2 separate regions of the Homo sapiens genome follow, and region 1 is linked to region 2. A link is an interaction called in ENCODE POLR2A ChIA-PET data of the cell type or tissue named here. Cell type or tissue: OCI-LY7. All regions are shown on one strand.

Region 1 (8,000 bases), 960 kb before region 2:
ATAGAGATGGGGTCTCACTCTGTTGCCTAGACTGGTCAGAACCCCTGGGCTCAAGTGATCTTCCCATCTCAGCCTCCCAAAGTGCTGGGATTATAGGCATGAGCCACCATACCCAGCCTGCATCCTATCTTTAGAAAAGGCATGATAGGCCAGGCACAGTGGCTCATGCCTATAATCTCAGCACTTTGGGAGGCCGAGGCGGGCGGATCACGAGGTCAGGAGTTTGAGACCAGCCTTGCCAACAAGGTGAAACCGTCTCTACTAAAAATACAAAAATTAGCCAGGCGTGGTGGTGCATACCTGTAATCCCAGCTACTTGGGAGGCTGAGGCATGAGAATCGCTTGAACCTGGGAGGCAGGGGTTGCAGTGAGCCAAGATCATGCCACTGCACTCCAGTCTAGGCGACAGAGTGAGACTCCATCTCGAAAAAAAAATACTTTTTTTTTTTAAAGGGCATGATAATTATCTTGCTCAAAAGGCTACTATGGAGATGAAATGAAATCGTGACTGCCAGGCACCAGGCACAGGGTGCAGCTGAGGCAAAGACTTGGTGAATGGATGCTGGTACTGGTCTGTGAGCCTTTTCTTGTCCCCATTCACCTGGAGTGTCCCCTTTTTTCCCCTGAGCCCCCCAAGCCTAGCTCACTCCTGCTTAGCTTGGTCTTTGCCTCCTCCACAAAGCTGCCCTGCTCCCCAGGGTGGGGAAGTACATGGAGATCTCAGGGCATTGCTGGAGCACAGATGCATGCCCCACACCTGGTTAGTTCTGTACCAGACCTTCCACTCCATGCAGAGGATCTGTATCCATCTCAACCACAGCCATATCCCTGCACCTGCCACAAGCTCAGGCACACAATAAACGCTGAGTGAATAAAGGAAATAAGCTAGTGGATGGATGGATGGATGGATGGATGGATGGATGGATGGATGGACGGACGGACAGACAGGTACCAGGCTGAGGGACAGCGTTCATCCTGCAGGCTGTGAGTAGCACCAGGGTGTGGGGCATCCACAAGTGTGTGGCCTCGAGCCTGACAGTTCAGGCCTGAGGAATCTACATCCTGTCCCTGCCCTGGGTGGGGTGTTTGCTCTGCTCTTATTTCCACAAAACAATTAACTGCAAACACCCTCAATCCAGGGAGACAATTCTAGAAAGTCAAACGGCCCTTCCCTCCCTGACCAGGAAAGGGCGACGGGGTCTTTGCCACCTATATGTGGTTGGCTTCAGGATCCTGGAAACTGCATTCCCAAAAGCTCACAGTCTCATCTTTTAGTTTTTCTTTTACATGTAACAAAACATGCTACTCACAGGCCTTCCACTTTATCTCAGTGATTTACAGTTTCCTGCAGCCTCTCCTGAAAGATAACTTCCACCTAATTGAAATGATTATGTACTCTGCACTCGATTTTATTGTCATTTGACATCTTACTTTTTCATGAGACCAGAAGCTACTTATCTGTGTCACTGCTCCTAGCTGTGGCCAGGCCCTTGCTATACAGAATGTCATTTACTGACCCATCCCCTCAGAGTCAGACATCTGAAACCGAGGTGCTTACAGAATCTCATAATTCAAGCAGCCCCGTGGTTGGGTGCAGAACAGCATGGCCAGGGTACCGCCCTTGTGTAAAAAGGTGGAGCAAGGTACACATATTTGCCTGTCTGTGCATAAAATACCTCTGGAATGATTCACAAGAAAATGGTAACATTGTTACTTTTGGGGACAGAGATAGGAGGACTTAACACCATGTATGCCTTGGTATCTTTTGCATTTTACCACTAGGATAGGTTTTCTTTTTTTTCCTTTTCTTTTTTTTTTTTTTTTTTTTTGAGACGGAGTCTCACTCTGTCACCAAGCATGATCTCGGCTCACTGCAACCTCTGCCTCCCAGGTTCAAGCAATTCTCCTGCCTCAGCTTCCCAAGTAGCTGGGATTACAGGTGCGTGCCAGCACACCCAGCTAATTTTTGTATTTTTAGTAGAGACAGGGTTTCACCATGTTGGCCAGAATGGTCTCCATCTCTTGACCTCGTGATCCGTCCGCCTCTGCCTCCCAAAGTGCTAGGATTACAGGCATGAGCCACTGTGCCTGGCCAGGTTTTCTTTTTTAAAGGTAATTAACATTTTAAAAATCAAGATTTCCTCCTGGAGGTGAAGCCTAATTCCTGTCCTTCCTTACTTGAGGGTAGGCTAGACTTATTGACTCGCTTCCGAAGAATAGAGTATGGAAAGTGAAAAATAGTGGCTTTCCAGCAGAGAAGCCCAAGGGACACCTCCTTAACCATGTGATAAGGTGAGCCTCGCCAGTGGTACCCTGTGATGTGGCAGACTCCCTCTCAGGATGTGATGAAAGGGACGCTTCATCTCTGTGCTGTTATTTCTGCCAGGTCTGGTGTCTCACACCTGTAATCCCAGCTACTTGGGAGGCTCAGGCAGGAGGACTGCTTGAGCCCAGGACATTGAGGCTGCAGTGCACTATGATCGTGTCTGTCAATAGCCACTGCACTCCAGCCTGGGCAACATAGCAAGACTCCATCTCTAAAAAACGAAAATATTCCATGCAGGGAACCACGTGGCATTTGATGTCATGTCTCCCCTCCACTCTTTGGCAATTTCTCATTGTTTTTCTTTTTTAAAACAAAATTTTGCCCAGGTGTGGTAACTAACACCTGTAATCCCAGCACTTTGGGAAGCCAAGGTGGGCAGATCACAAGGTCAGGAGTTTGAGACCAGCCTGGCCAACGTGGTGAAACCCTGTCTCTACTAAAAATACAAAAATTAGCCAGGCATGGTGGTGGGCACCTGTAGTCCCAGCTACTCGGGAGGCTGAGGCAAGAGTATTGCTTGAACCCTGCCTCAGTGAACCTAGACTGTGCCATTGGCCTGGGCAACAGAGCAAGACTCCAGCTCAAAAAAAAAATTTTGGCCGGGTGTGGTGGCTTATGCCTGTAATCCCAGCACTTTGGGAGGTCGAGGTGGGTGGATCACCTGAGGTCAGGAGTTTGAGACCAGCCTGGCCAACATGGTGAAACCCTGTCTCTACTAAAATGAAAAAAAAAAAAAAAAATTAGGCTGGGCATGGTGGCTCACACCTGTAATCCCAGCACTTTGGGAGGCTGAGGCGGGTGGGTCATGAGGTCAGCCAGCCTGACCAACATGGCAAAACCCTATCTCTACTAAAAATACAAAAATTAGCGGGGTGTGGTGTTGTGCACCTGTAGTCCCAGCTACTCAGGAGGGTGAGGCAGGAGAATCACTTGAACCTGGGAGGTGGAGGTTGCAGTGAGCTGAGATCTCGCCACTGCACTCCAGCCTGGATGACAGAGTGAGGCTCCATCTAAAAAAAAAAAAAAAATTAGCTGGGCATGATGGCGCGCACCTGTAATCCCATCTACTCAAGAGGCTGAGGCAGGAGAATCGCTTGAACCCAGGAGGTGGAGGTTGCAGTGAGCCAAGATCGTGCCATTGCACTCCAGCCTGGGTGACAAGAGTGAAACTCCATCTCAAAAACAAAACAAAACAAAACAAAAAAACAAAAATGTTTTTTGAGACAGGGTCTAACTCTTTTGTCCAGGCTAGAATGCAGTGGGACGATCATAGCTCACTGCAGCTCAAACTTCTGGGCTTGAGCGATCCTCCCAATTCAGCCTCCGAAGTAGCTAGGATTACAGGTGCCCATCATCATGCCCAGCAATTTTTTTTTTCTGAAACAGAATCTTGCTTTGTTGCCCAGGTGGGACTTCAATTCCTGATTTCAAGTGATCCTCTTGCCTTGGCCTCCCAAAGTGTTGGGATTCCAGGCATGAGCCACCACACCAGCCCTCTCCTTGTTTCATGACTTTGATAGTATTGAGAATTGGCCTGGTATCCTATAGAATGTTCCCTACACTGGGTTCATCTGCTGGATCTAATTTTCTCATAAATAGGCCTGGCTAATAGCTTTTTTTTTTTTTTTTTTTTTTGAGACAGAGTTTTGCTCTGTCACCCAGGCTGATGTGCAGTGGCATGAACACAGCTCACTGCAGCCTTGACCTCCCACCTCAGCCTCCCGAGTAGCTGGGACTACAGGCATGTTTTCATTTTGGTAGAGACAGTCTCGCCATTTTGCCCAGGCTGGTCTCAAACTCCTGGGCTCAAGCGATCCTCCCATCTCGACCTCCCAAAGTGCTGGGATTATAGGCGTGAGCCACCACGCCCGACCCAGCCTTACCTTTATGACCCCTTAATGGTTTCTCTTATAAACTACCCACATGTCCTCTAGGAAGATGACACCAATATGTGTAGCTACCAGCAATGTACCTCCCTGCCTGATTTGTTGTGGCCTCAGACTAACTTCCTTCCAGGCATGGGCCTATTTGCTGCTGGATTCGACTGCAAAGCCCCATTCCTCTTCCTCACCCTCACCCCCAATTTGGTTTTCTGGCTCCACTCACTTACTGCTAAATCAGCATGACCATCTTTTATTGTATTTATTGTAACAGCCGTTTCTCATGTTTAAACGGCTCCACCCAATCCTAGAGGAACACCAGACCCACATGAGACCTCTATCAGCAGAACTGCTGGTGAAAATGTGAGGAATGTCTCTGTCCTTCCCTGACTCATCAGACCTCAGGATGACCTTCCTTCCTGTGAGTTATCTGCATTGACTTTTGCATCATCTGAGTGTTGGCTTTGGATGATGTCTGGGTGCTTTCTGTAGTGGAAATGGCTGAGGGCTGAGGATGTCTGGAGGCCAGAGCTGGTACCACCTATGCTACTAGCCAGCAAGGTGTCAGCTCAGGGAGGGAATCTCTTTTTTTCTTTTTTTTTTTTATTGACCCGGAGTCTCGCTCTGTCGCCCAGGCTGGAGTGGAGTGGCGTGATCTCGGCTCACTGCAACCTCTGCCTTCCAGGTTCAAGCATATTCTCCCGTCTCAGCCTCCTGAGTAGCTGGGATTACAGGCGCCTGCCACCATGCCTGGCTAATTTTTGTATTTTTTAGTAGAGACAGGGTTTCACCATGTTAGCCAGGCTGGTCTTGAACTCCTGACTTCGTTGATCCACCCGCCTCAGCCTCCCAAAGTGCTGGGATTACAGGTGTGAGCCACCACGCCCGGCCGGGAATTTCTTTTCTTTTCCTTTTTAAAATAGAGACAAGGTCTTGCTCTGTTGTCCAGGCTGGAGTGCAGTGGTGCAATCATAGCTCCTGCAGCCTTGAACTCCTGGGCTGTAGTGATTCTCCTGCCTCGGCTTCCCAAAGCACTGGGATTACAGGCATGAGCCACCACACCTGGGAGTTTCTAAATCTCAGTTTGCCCAGCTGTAAAATGGGATGATAACTTCTCTCTCATAAAGAACAGCTGAAAGTACTTTGCGAAAAGTACAATCACTTCAACTATGAGACCTCAAACCTTCTACTGAGGGCCTAAGGGCAAGATGAGAAGCGAAGGGGTGAGTGTGGGGTGAGTGTAGTCCAGAGCAGCCCTTCTCAAAATACGCTTTTTTGGGAGTGGAGTGGGGGGAGGGGATGGGATCTCAGACCTTAGCTTTAAAATTCTTGAAAACTTGACATTCTATGTGCTAAGGGCAAGGACAGCTTTAGGGCTTATGACCCATGCTCAGCTGTCGCCGAAATTCTTTAAAAAAATTTTTTTTTGAGACAAGGTCTCGCTCTATTGCCCTGGCTGGAGTGCAGTGGTGCGATCACAGCTCACTGCAGCATTGACAGCCCAGGCTCAAGCAATCCTCCCACCCCCTGCATCCCAAGGAGCTGGGACCACCAGCAGCACCACCAGGCCCGGCTAATTTGTTTGTTTGTTTGTTTCTTTGTTTGTTTGAGACAGAGTCTTACTCTGTCGCCCAGGCTGGAGTGCAGTGGAATGATCTCGGCTCACTGCAACCTCTGCCTCCCAAGTTCAAGCGATTCTCCTGCCTCACCCTCCCGAATAGCTGGGATTACAGGCACTCACCACCACGCCCAGCTAATCTTTGTATTTTTAGTAGAGACGGAGTTTCATCATGTTAGCCAGGCTGGTCTTGAACTCCTGACCGCAGGCAATCCGCCTGTCTCAGCCTCCTAAAATGCTGGGATTGTAGGTGTGAGCCACCGAGCCCAGCCTAATATTTTTATTATTTGTAGAGATGAGGTCTCACTCTATTGCTCAGGCTGATCTCTAACTCCTGGTCTCAAGCAATCCTCCTGTTTCGGCCTCCTAAAATGCTGGGATTACAGGTGTGAGCCACCATGCCCAGCTGAAATTCTTCGTAATTTCTGAAAAAGGGCCTCACATTTTCATTCTGCACCAGGCAGATCCTGCTAATGGCACTTAGTTTAAGAATGTGAGGGCTGTGGGCCACAGACTGGGATTCATCTGGAGAGGCAAAGAGGAGGCTGTGATTTGGGAGGAGGGCTGAAGCTGGGGCCCTAGGGAAAAAAGTCCCTGGGATGGGAGGTGAGCTTTTCAGAAAGTCTTGCTAAACTGGGAAGGAACCTTGCCTTTTAAATTCCTAAGAAACCTTCAGTGAAACTTCCGTTTCTGAGGTGGGGGTGGATGTGGTTTTAGAGGGACAGTGAGTCTGTGTCGGGACTGGGTCCCACTCCATACCTGCAAGGGGAGGAAGGACAGGAACATGTACTGGGTGTGCCTGGATGCCTGCCACAGGCTGGGCATATTTGCTGTGAGAAGAAAATAAACCAATAAAATAGGCTAAAGGCCTCCTCCGACTCCCCTTGTTGCTGGCTCGAGGCTGAATCTGAGCAGGGGGACCTGTTATTTCCTTGGTGTGGAGGAGTCCTGATGAGGGAAAGGGAGTCAGGCTGGTGGGACCAGGGAAAGCAAAAGCAGAAGCAGATGAGTTACAAGTCTGCCTTTCTTTGTGGTCCAGGACACAGCCCTCCTGCGCAAGTAACTCACCATCTTCCTGTGCCCAGCTACCACCAGACACCTGCAGGTGAGCTCACTGCAAGCTTGGCGTCGTGGTGCTGCGCACAGCCCTCTTCAGCACACAGTGTCAGCACCGTCCTATAAAATCTCCAGCCAGCCTTTGTTTCTTTGCAGTCGGCATCTCTCATGCAGGCTGCCCTGTCTCCTTGCAACCTATTTTTCTACTTTCTCCAATAAATCAGCCTTTTTCTGCCTACAACTGTCTTGGTAAATTATTTTACCCCCACGCCACTGGCCCAGAGAGCCATCGCTCCCCTTTGACATTTGGGCCTCCAAACTGGGATTTTGAGGGGGCAGGGACAATAGCTTCTAGTTAAGAGCTTATTCTGTGGGTCCCTGAGGAAGGGAAATGAGGCTAACAGGAAAAGGAGGTGCTCGGCTCCTGGCCTGGGCCTCAGCCCTGCTTTATGCCTCAATTCCACTTGGAAGCTGGCCAGCCGCCCTCCCTGCCCCTGACTTTACCCCAGACACCGCCTCTAAGTGGGGCCCCACCCAGCCCTACTTCCACACCTTTGTCCCCACCTGAAACCACACCCCTCCCAATGCACTAATCCAAGTCTCACCTCCTCTTCAAGGTCCAAGGCCAGACCATGTCCTCCCTGGGTCGTTCCAGCTTTACTCTCTCCTCTGAACACCTACAACACAACTGACATGGCACAGTCAGTGTCTCGTGGGCCACTGCCTCAGGGTCTTATTGTTTTATGAGGATCTATGTATTGAGCTCAGAGCTGTTCCTTAAGTGCCATATATAATAGTAAATGGCCACACGTGTGGGCCCTTGAGTCAGAGACCTGAGTTCAAATCCTGGCTGCACCGGTGTGATCTCGAGCACCTTACCCAGCATTCCTGAGCCTCAGTTGCTCCACCTATAGGGTAAGGATGGTGTCTTGGGTTTGTTGAGATAATTTATTTTTTATTTTTATTTATTTTTGAGACAGAGTGTTGCTCTGTCACCCAGGCTGGAGCGCAGTGGCATGATCTCAGCTCACTCCAACCTCTGCCTCCCAGGTTCAAGTGATTCTCCTGCCTCAGCTCCCTGAATAGCAGGGATTACAGTTGTGTGCCACCACGCCTGGCT
Region 2 (8,000 bases):
TTCTTTGTTTTATGACCTTGGGCAAGGATGTTAACTTCCCTGAAGCTCGATGTCTTCATCTGTAAAAGGAATAATATTAGCACCAACCTCATATTATTGGTTGTGGGGATTAATGAGATGATACATGTCACATGCTCAGCACACTACCTGGCAGATACTGTCTTTAAATGGGAAAAGCCAGGTTGTGACTTTTTTGGTGTGGGGAAGGTGAGACACGACATAAACGTAAAGCATCACAACCTCCCCCAAATGTGAACACTTTAGCATAACTTTAATCATTATAAATTAGTTTATTAATTAATGATAGCATGGTATATTTAAGAACACAGCTCTGGAGCCAGACTGCTCTGGTTCAAATCCTGACTGTACCACTGGCCAGATGTGTGACCTTTTGGAAGTTACTTAAGCTCTCTTTGCTCTGCTTTCCTTGCATGTAAAATGAGGCTAATTATAGGACCTACCTTATAGAGTAGTTCTGAGGATGAAATGAGATAATGCAAACAACACCCTTCCTTAGCCCAGTGCCTTAGTTGATGTGCAGAAAATGTGACATTATTATTACTAACAAATTGATCTATATTCCTTTTTGGCCTTTAAAGTTTTTTTTTTTTTTTTTTTTGTGACAGAGCCTTGCTCTGTCACCCAGGCTGGTGTGCAGGGGTGCCATCTCAGCTCACTGCAGCCTCAGCCTCCCAGGTTCAAGTGATTCTCCTGCCTCAGCCTGCTGAGTAGCTGGGACTACAGGCATATGCCACCACGCCCAGCTAATTTTTCTATTTTTAGTAGAAATGGGGTTTCACCATGTTGGCCAGGCTGGTCTCAAACTCCTGACCTCAACTGATCCACCTGCCTTGGGCTCCCAAAGTGTTGGGATTACAGCGTGAGCCACTGCACCTGGCTTTTAAGCATCTTGAATGAAGTTTTGCCTTGGTTTTCACAGCGTAACTACTGCATGTGCTCTTTGCACTTCACTGAAAGTTTTTTTCCAAGCTCGTTTCTCTTCCTATTCATGTTAGCACTGGGAGCTGGGAGAGAAGACTAACCATTTCCCAGCATCAGGCAGCATCCTTTGGATGTTGTAGAAAGAGGCTGGTTAGCTCTTGGAGAAGCGTGAATGGGCCACTCTCCTGGGTCCAGCCTTTTGTCCACTGGGGACAATGTGTGGCTTTCACAGTGACTCATCCTTGGGCAGCCGTGACGACATCGTGGGAAAGGAGGAACAGAGTTCAATCCAACGTGTGCCAAGGGGGCATCTCTGTCCTTGCAGACGTGGAGCTGGTGGGGGCAGGGAAGGGTTTGTTTCTTCAAGGACCAAGGAGTCAACCCAACTAGCAGAGGGTCAAGTTGAGCAACTGAAAGGATGTGAGAAAACAAAAAGTGCTGGCTTGGTGGGCTCGGCCTTTTTATTTTGAAAAACGCTCCTTTTAGCTCTCAATTGGCCCCTTGAGCTGCAGGGAGCAGTGCCAGTTAACCCACATTTAATTAGAAACTGGGTTAGTGGACATTCTCTTTCTTCCCAGAGCATGTCCTGGGTATTGGAACCTTTCCAGGGACTGGTACAGTAACAGCCATTTACATGGCCCTGGCTTTCTGGGCGCTGGAATCAGCCTTGGGTGAATATACATCCCTACCCTTCCCCCAACCTCTGCTGACTCTCTCCTGATGGAATTTGCCAACTCCACGCATAGAATGCAGACTTTCCCTGGATTTGTCTAAGCCTCAGTCTCCTTGGTTTACCTCTGCTGTTTAGGAAACACTTAATCCTCACCTTTGAGTTTTTATTTTGCTCTTTAGTGGTGACATTGTGTGCATTTCCTTTTGTTTGGTGACTCGTGTGTGTGTGTGTGTGTGTGTGTGTGTGTGTGAGAGAGAGAGAGAGAGAGAGAGAGAGACAGAGAGAAAGCTTTCCTCTCTCTCCCCCACCAGGCCTCACTGTGTCTTGTTTCGGGGACTGAGACCCGGCAGACAGTGACACAGTGACTTCCTTGTCTTCTTGGTTCCCACCAGCTGATGGGCAAGGTCATTTTCAAAGTCCTGACACCTGCTTATCATAACCGCCAGCTGCACTCCACAAAGAAGACCCCTCCCCCACACCAGGGAAAAGGGGATATAAGAATAGACCTGGGGGGGACCAAGAGCAAGAGAGTGAAGGACACTGTGCACCAACTCAGAGGTGTGGGTGGGCATTTGGATTGACAACTGTGCTTAGCACCAGCTGATGTAAATTTTCCATCCTAACGGTAGCTATTTTGAAAAACTCTCCACACATTCGAGAAGTCTTTAAAATAATAAAACATTTGCATGGACATTATGTGATTTGATCTCCTTTTTGTCATTCTTTTTTCTTTTTGAGACGGAGTTTCGCTCTGTTGCCCAGGCTGGAGTGCGGTGGTGCGATCTCAGCTCTCTGGATCCTCCGCCTCCCGGGTTTAAGCAATTCTCTGCCTCAGCCTCCCGAGTAGCTGAGATTATAGGCGCCCACCATCACGCCCAGCTAATTTTTTTTTTTTGTATTTTTAGTAGAGACAGGGTTTCACTATCTTGACCAGGCTGATATTGAACCCCTGACCTCATGATCCTCCCACCGAGGCCTCCCAAAGTGCTGGGATTACTGCGCCTGGCCGTTTTTGTCATTCTTGCAAGCAGCATTACCTTTTAGAAAGCAGTTTCAGTCCACCTGCCTGCGTCTTACCACTTGGATGTGCTGTGATGTCTGAGGCTCTGTATCACGAAATACATAAATTGGATTGGAAGGTGGATTTCAGTAGAGGTCACAAATGGCAGAAAGATAGTTGTGTGATAGTTGTGCATGTTCTTTTCCTTGTGTGGGTGTGAGTGCCACTAGGGTCCTGTAGGGGCATGGTCTGCTCTGTGAACTTCCTGCTGGATATGAGGACGCACCCAGGTGGACCCCTGCCTCTGTGGTCTCTGTCTGCAAGATTCGGCCATCTGGGGATTGGAGATCCAAGAGTTCATCATTGCCAGTGCTGCTTGGGAATTGGTGGGAACAAGACTTGTCTCACCACTGAACATGCTGTGGTCTTGAAAATGTAACAAGGGTGGCGAAGTGTCTAGGGCTTTAGATACAGGTAGATCCATTTTGAGGGTCTGAAACTTATATAATTTGGGGGACCTTTTCAAGAAAAAGAATTTTAAGGCCAGGTGCAGTGGCTCACGCCTATAATCCCAGCACTTTAAGAGGCAGAGGCAAGAGGATCACTTGAGCCCAGGCGTTTGAGACCAGCCTGGGCAACATAACTAGACTTCGTTTGTACTAAAAAAAAAAAAAAAAAAAAATTAGCAGGGCGTGGTGGTGTCCGCCTGCAGTCCTACCTACCCAGGAGGCTGAGGCGGGAGGATAGCTTGAGCCCAGAATGTTGAGGTTACAGTGAGCCATGATCCTGCAACTGCACTCCAGCCTGGGCAACAGAGAAAAAATAAAAAGAATTTTTAAATATCCCTTTCCGAATTTTACAAAATTGTAAGAGCACATACACCTTTCTAAGGAGGGTCCTGTGAAGTGAGGGGCCCCTAAGCTTCAGTTTCATTGGTTTCCTAGAATATCCATTTTGGGCTGTAGCAAAACAAGTAGAGACATGTTGTGAGGGAAGGTTTAGAGGTAGGAGAGTAAGAAGTTTATCTCTAGGTCAGATTAGAAACGGGGTATAGTGTTACCATGTGTCTGCAGGTGGCTACTTAACTCAGTTGTAGCCAAAAGCAGTCCTAGTCATTTACATAAGTGAATGAGCGTGGCTGTATACCAGTAAAACGTTATGTAAACTGGCAGACGGCTGGATTTGGCCCTCAGGCCCTAGTCTGCCAACCTCTGGTTTAGACAATTAATAATTTCAGGTTGTTGGCAGACTTTTGCTAAAAAAAAAAAAAAAGTACATGAAAAAAGTTAACAAGCTTTGGCCGGGCACAGTGGCTCACGCCTGTAGTCCCAGCACTTTGGGAGGCCGAGGCGGGAGGATCACGAGGTCAGGAGATCGAGACCATCCTGGCTAACACGGTGAAACCCCGTGACTAGTAAAAATACAAAAAAATAAATTAGCCAAGTGCAGTGGCGGGCGCCTGTAGTCCCAGCTACTCAGGAGGCTGAGGCAGGACAATGGCCTGAGCCTGGGAGGTGGAGCTTGTGGTGAGCTGACATCACGCCACTGCACTCCAGCCTGGGTGACACAGCGAGACTCTGTCTCAAAAAAAAAAAAAAGTTAACAAGCTTTATAAATATTTGCTTTTGTAATTTTACTTTCTATGTTAACTGTTAATCTGTTTATTGTAAAAAAACTGAAAAGTTTAGAAAACTATAAAGAAATATAGTTTTCTAATTCTGCTGATCATTAAATACTGTTAATCAGTGAGTATTGTGAGAAATTTCCTTCTTGCATTGGTACGCATATGCACAGTAAATATTTTAATAGAATTATACCACATATTTGGCTCGATTTCCTGCTTTCTTCTGGAATATGGGAGTCCAGGTTGTGATGAACAGGGGTGGTGATGGAAGGGGCGTGGTTTGGAAGGAAGGTGCTGTAGTGGTTAAGGCTGTGCACTATTGTGTCCAGAATCGGTGTGTTCTTGATCTCACTGACTTCAAGAATGAAGCCGCGGACCCTCACAGTGAGTGTTACAGTTCTTAAAGATGGTGTGTCCGGAGTTTGTTCCTTCGGATATTCAGACGTGTTTGGAGTTTTTTCCTTCTGGTGGGTTCGTGGTCTTGCTGGCTTCAAGAGTGAAGCTGCAAACCTTCCCGCTGAGTGTTACAGCTCTTAAGGGGTCACGTCTGGAGTTGTTCGTTCCTCCTGGCGGGTTCGTGGTCTCGCTGGCTTTAAGAGTGAAGCTCCAGACCTTCGCGGTGAGTGTTACAGCTCATAAAGGCAGTGCAGATCCAAAGAGTGAGCAGCAGCAAGATTTATTGCAAAGAGCAGAGGAACAAAACTTCCCCAGAGTGGAAATTGACCCAAAGAGTTGCCGCTGCTGGCTCCGGCAGCCTGCTTTTATTCCCTTATCTGGCCCCACCCACATCCTGCTGATTGGTCCATTTTACAGAGAGCTGATTGGTCCATTTTACAGAGAGCTGATTGGTCCGTTTTGACAGGGTGCTGATTGGTATGTTTACAATCCCTGAGCTAGACACCAAGTGCTGATTGGTGCATTTACAATCTTTTAGCTAGACACAAAAGTTCTCCAAGTCTCCACTAGATTAGCTAGACACAGAGCACTGATTGGTGCATTTACAAACCTTGAGCTAGACACAGGGTGCTGATTGGTGCATTTACAATCCTCCAGCTAGACACAAAAGTTCTCCAAGTCCCCACCAGATTAGCTAGCCACGGAGAACTGATTGGTGCATTTATAAACCTTTAGCTAGACACAGAATGCTGATTGGTGCATTTACAATCCTCTAGCTAGACATAAAAGTTCTCCAAGTCACCACCAGATTAGCTAGATACAGAGTGCTGATTGGTGCATCCACAAACCCCAAGCTAGACACAAAGTGCTGATTGGTGCATATACAATCCTCCAGCTAGACATAAAAAGTTCTCCAAGCCCCTACTGGACTCAGGAGCCCAGCTGGCTTCGCCTAGTGGATCCCATGCCAGGGCCGGGGGCTGAGCTGCCTACCAGTCCCACACCGCATGCCTGTACTCCTCAGCCCTTGGGCCGTCGATGGGATGGGCACCATGGAGCAGGGGGCAGTGCCTGTCTGGGAGGCTCTGGCGACACAGGAGCCCACCGCCAGGGCGGGGGGCTCAGGCATGGCGGGCTGGAGGTCCCAAGCCCTGCCCAGCGGGGAGGCAGCTGAGGCCCAGCGAGAATTCGAGTGTGGCGCAGGCAGGCCGGCCGGCAGTGCTGGGGGATCCGGTGCACCCTCCGCAGCCTGGCCCGGGTGCTAAGCCCCTCACTGCCCAGGGCCAGCAGGAGTGCAGGGCCTGCCAAGCCCGCACCCACCCGGAATTCACGCTGGCCTGCGAGCCCGTGCGCAGCCCCGGTTCCTGCCCATGCTTCTCCCTCCACATCCCTCTGCAAGCAGAGGGAGCCAGCTTCACCTCGGCCAGCCCAGAGATGGGTTCCCACAGTGCAGCGGTGGGCTGAAGGGCTCCTCAAGTGTGGCCAGAGTGGGCGCCAAGGCTGAGGAGGCACCAAGAGCGAGCAACGGCTGCCAGCACACTGTCACCTCTCACTATGGCATCAGAATCCTGGGTGCAAAACCTAGTTCTGGCTGAACTGTGAGACCTTGAGTAAGTGACTTTAGTTCACTTGTCAAATGGTGATAATCATTCTACCCACCTTCTATGTCAGTTGTGAGGATTAAATTGATAAACTACAAAGAGTGGCCACGTGCAGTGGCTCACGCCTGTAATCCCAGCACTTTGGGAGGCCAAGGTGGGAAGATCACTTGAGGTCAGCAGTTCGAGACCAACTTGACCAACATTGTGAAACCCCGTCGCTACTAAAAATACAAAAATTAGCTAGGTGTCATGGCGGGCACCAGTAATCCCAGCTGCTCCGGAGGCTGAGGCAAGAGAATCACTTAAACCCGGGAGGTGGAGGTTGCAGTGAGCCAAGAGCACACCACTGCATTCCCTGGGCAACAGAGAGAGACCCTGTCTCAAAACAACAACAACAGCAACAACAATAACAAAAGAGGGCTTAGTTCACGACCAGGTACAGATTTAAGTGCTGAATGAATGTTGGCCATTCTTAATATTGTTATTGTGATTGCATTGTTGTAATAATGGTAGTGGCTCTTGGGTTTTGAGGCAGGTCACGAGGCCATCTCCTGTAGACCCCATTTCATACTCAACCTCAGTCTTCTTGGCACAGCTCGTTGGGAGCAGCCCCTCAAGTTCCCTCAGAAGGCACATGTCCCTCTTGAGTATCCTATGAGGGAGTCTGAATCCTCAGCAAGGACCACCCAGGACCCAGGGCCAGTCAGTGCTGACCATTCTTCCACCTAACCAGACCCCACCGCTTCTCCTCACCACCACCTTCTTCCTTCCTCATAGTGCAAATCAGAGGCCCTGCGAGCACTGGGAAGCAGTGAAGATGGAGTGAGGCCTGCAGTGATAAAATACTTTCAAAAGCCAGGTCTCATGAATCCTCAGCATAGCTGTAAGGGATTGGGAGTGATTATCTCCTTGTACAGATGAGGAGACCAAAGTTTCAGGTCACACAGCAGGTAAATAAGTGATAGTATTAGGACACCTTTCTTTCTGGTGTCAAATCCATACCTGCTGCCTTTGCTCTGGTTTAGATTAGGATTTCTCAACCTTGACACTATTGAATCCTTGGGTTGGAGAATTCTTTGCTGTGGGTGGCGGGGGAAGGTGGGGGGCTGTCCTGTGCATTGGAGGATGTTCAGCAGCATCCCTGGCCTCTCCCCACTAGATTCCAGTAGCACCCACCTCACCCCACTCCCTTGTAACAAAAGAAAATATCTCCAGACATTGCCATATGTCCTGTGGAAAGGCAAAAGAGGAGACGTATATATTTGAATGTGGGCAGTGGGGATTGAGAGCAACTCTATCCAACTTGGATTGCTGTCATCAGTGTGCCCCGTGGGAAATCTTTAGGGAGTTCACCGCTAGGGCAGAAAAAAGGTGAAATCGTTGTTTTAGATCATGTGCTTAGCACCATCATGTTCCTGTAAGTTCCAGGCGGTTTAACTTTGCCTCCTTGTGCCAAAAACGTCTTTGTTTTCATCAACTGTGCTTCTGTTTCTTCATTAGGCTGCATTCCGGTCCCAGTTTCACCTTCCCTCCGATTTTCCCTCGCCGGTTGCATGTTCATCATAGCTCCTACACGCAGGGGTGCTCCCACTAACTATGGAAGCGGGCGGGAGCATTTCCCCTCATACTAAAGTCTACTTTGGGTCTGCTTTGCAATTTCCTTTTGGTCTCCCTCCTGGAGATTCCTGTGCCACCTGTTAACACCCTTTTGTGTTTGGCTCATTTCTTTCTTCAAATTTTGCTGCTTTTAATCTTTCTTTCTAA

The links. Peaks named below come from ENCODE experiments on the same cell type or tissue, not always from the same donor. Only the 100,000 strongest peaks of a DNase experiment are listed, where the experiment ranks them.
Region 1: POLR2A ChIA-PET joins it to region 2 with 12 read pairs; 2 of 35 experiments call an interaction of 5 or more read pairs at or near these places.

Annotation. Positions count from the first base shown.
Region 1 is chr3:57,971,556-57,979,555 of GRCh38, reverse strand. All of the region lies in intron 2 of LOC105377104 (a long non-coding RNA gene), which reads right to left. LOC124909385 (a long non-coding RNA gene) reads left to right here and starts at 4,524. Exons shown (of 2, transcript XR_007095928.1): 1 at 4,524-4,627; 2 at 6,864-7,118. RefSeq lists enhancers at 4,194-4,730, 4,435-4,936, 5,441-5,942, 5,943-6,446. In OCI-LY7, no CTCF peak of the experiment used is centred here; a DNase peak (open chromatin) is centred at 6,905.
Region 2 is chr3:57,010,898-57,018,897 of GRCh38, reverse strand. It overlaps a transcript of ARHGEF3 not described here. Among named protein-coding and RNA genes, the nearest start is that of SPATA12, 46 kb to the left of the region's middle. RefSeq lists an enhancer at 3,086-3,851. In OCI-LY7, CTCF peaks have their summits at 1,723, 1,925 and 2,826; DNase peaks (open chromatin) are centred at 1,987, 2,747, 3,727, 4,117 and 2 weaker places; H3K4me3 peaks cover 3,811 bases; H3K27ac peaks cover 4,975 bases.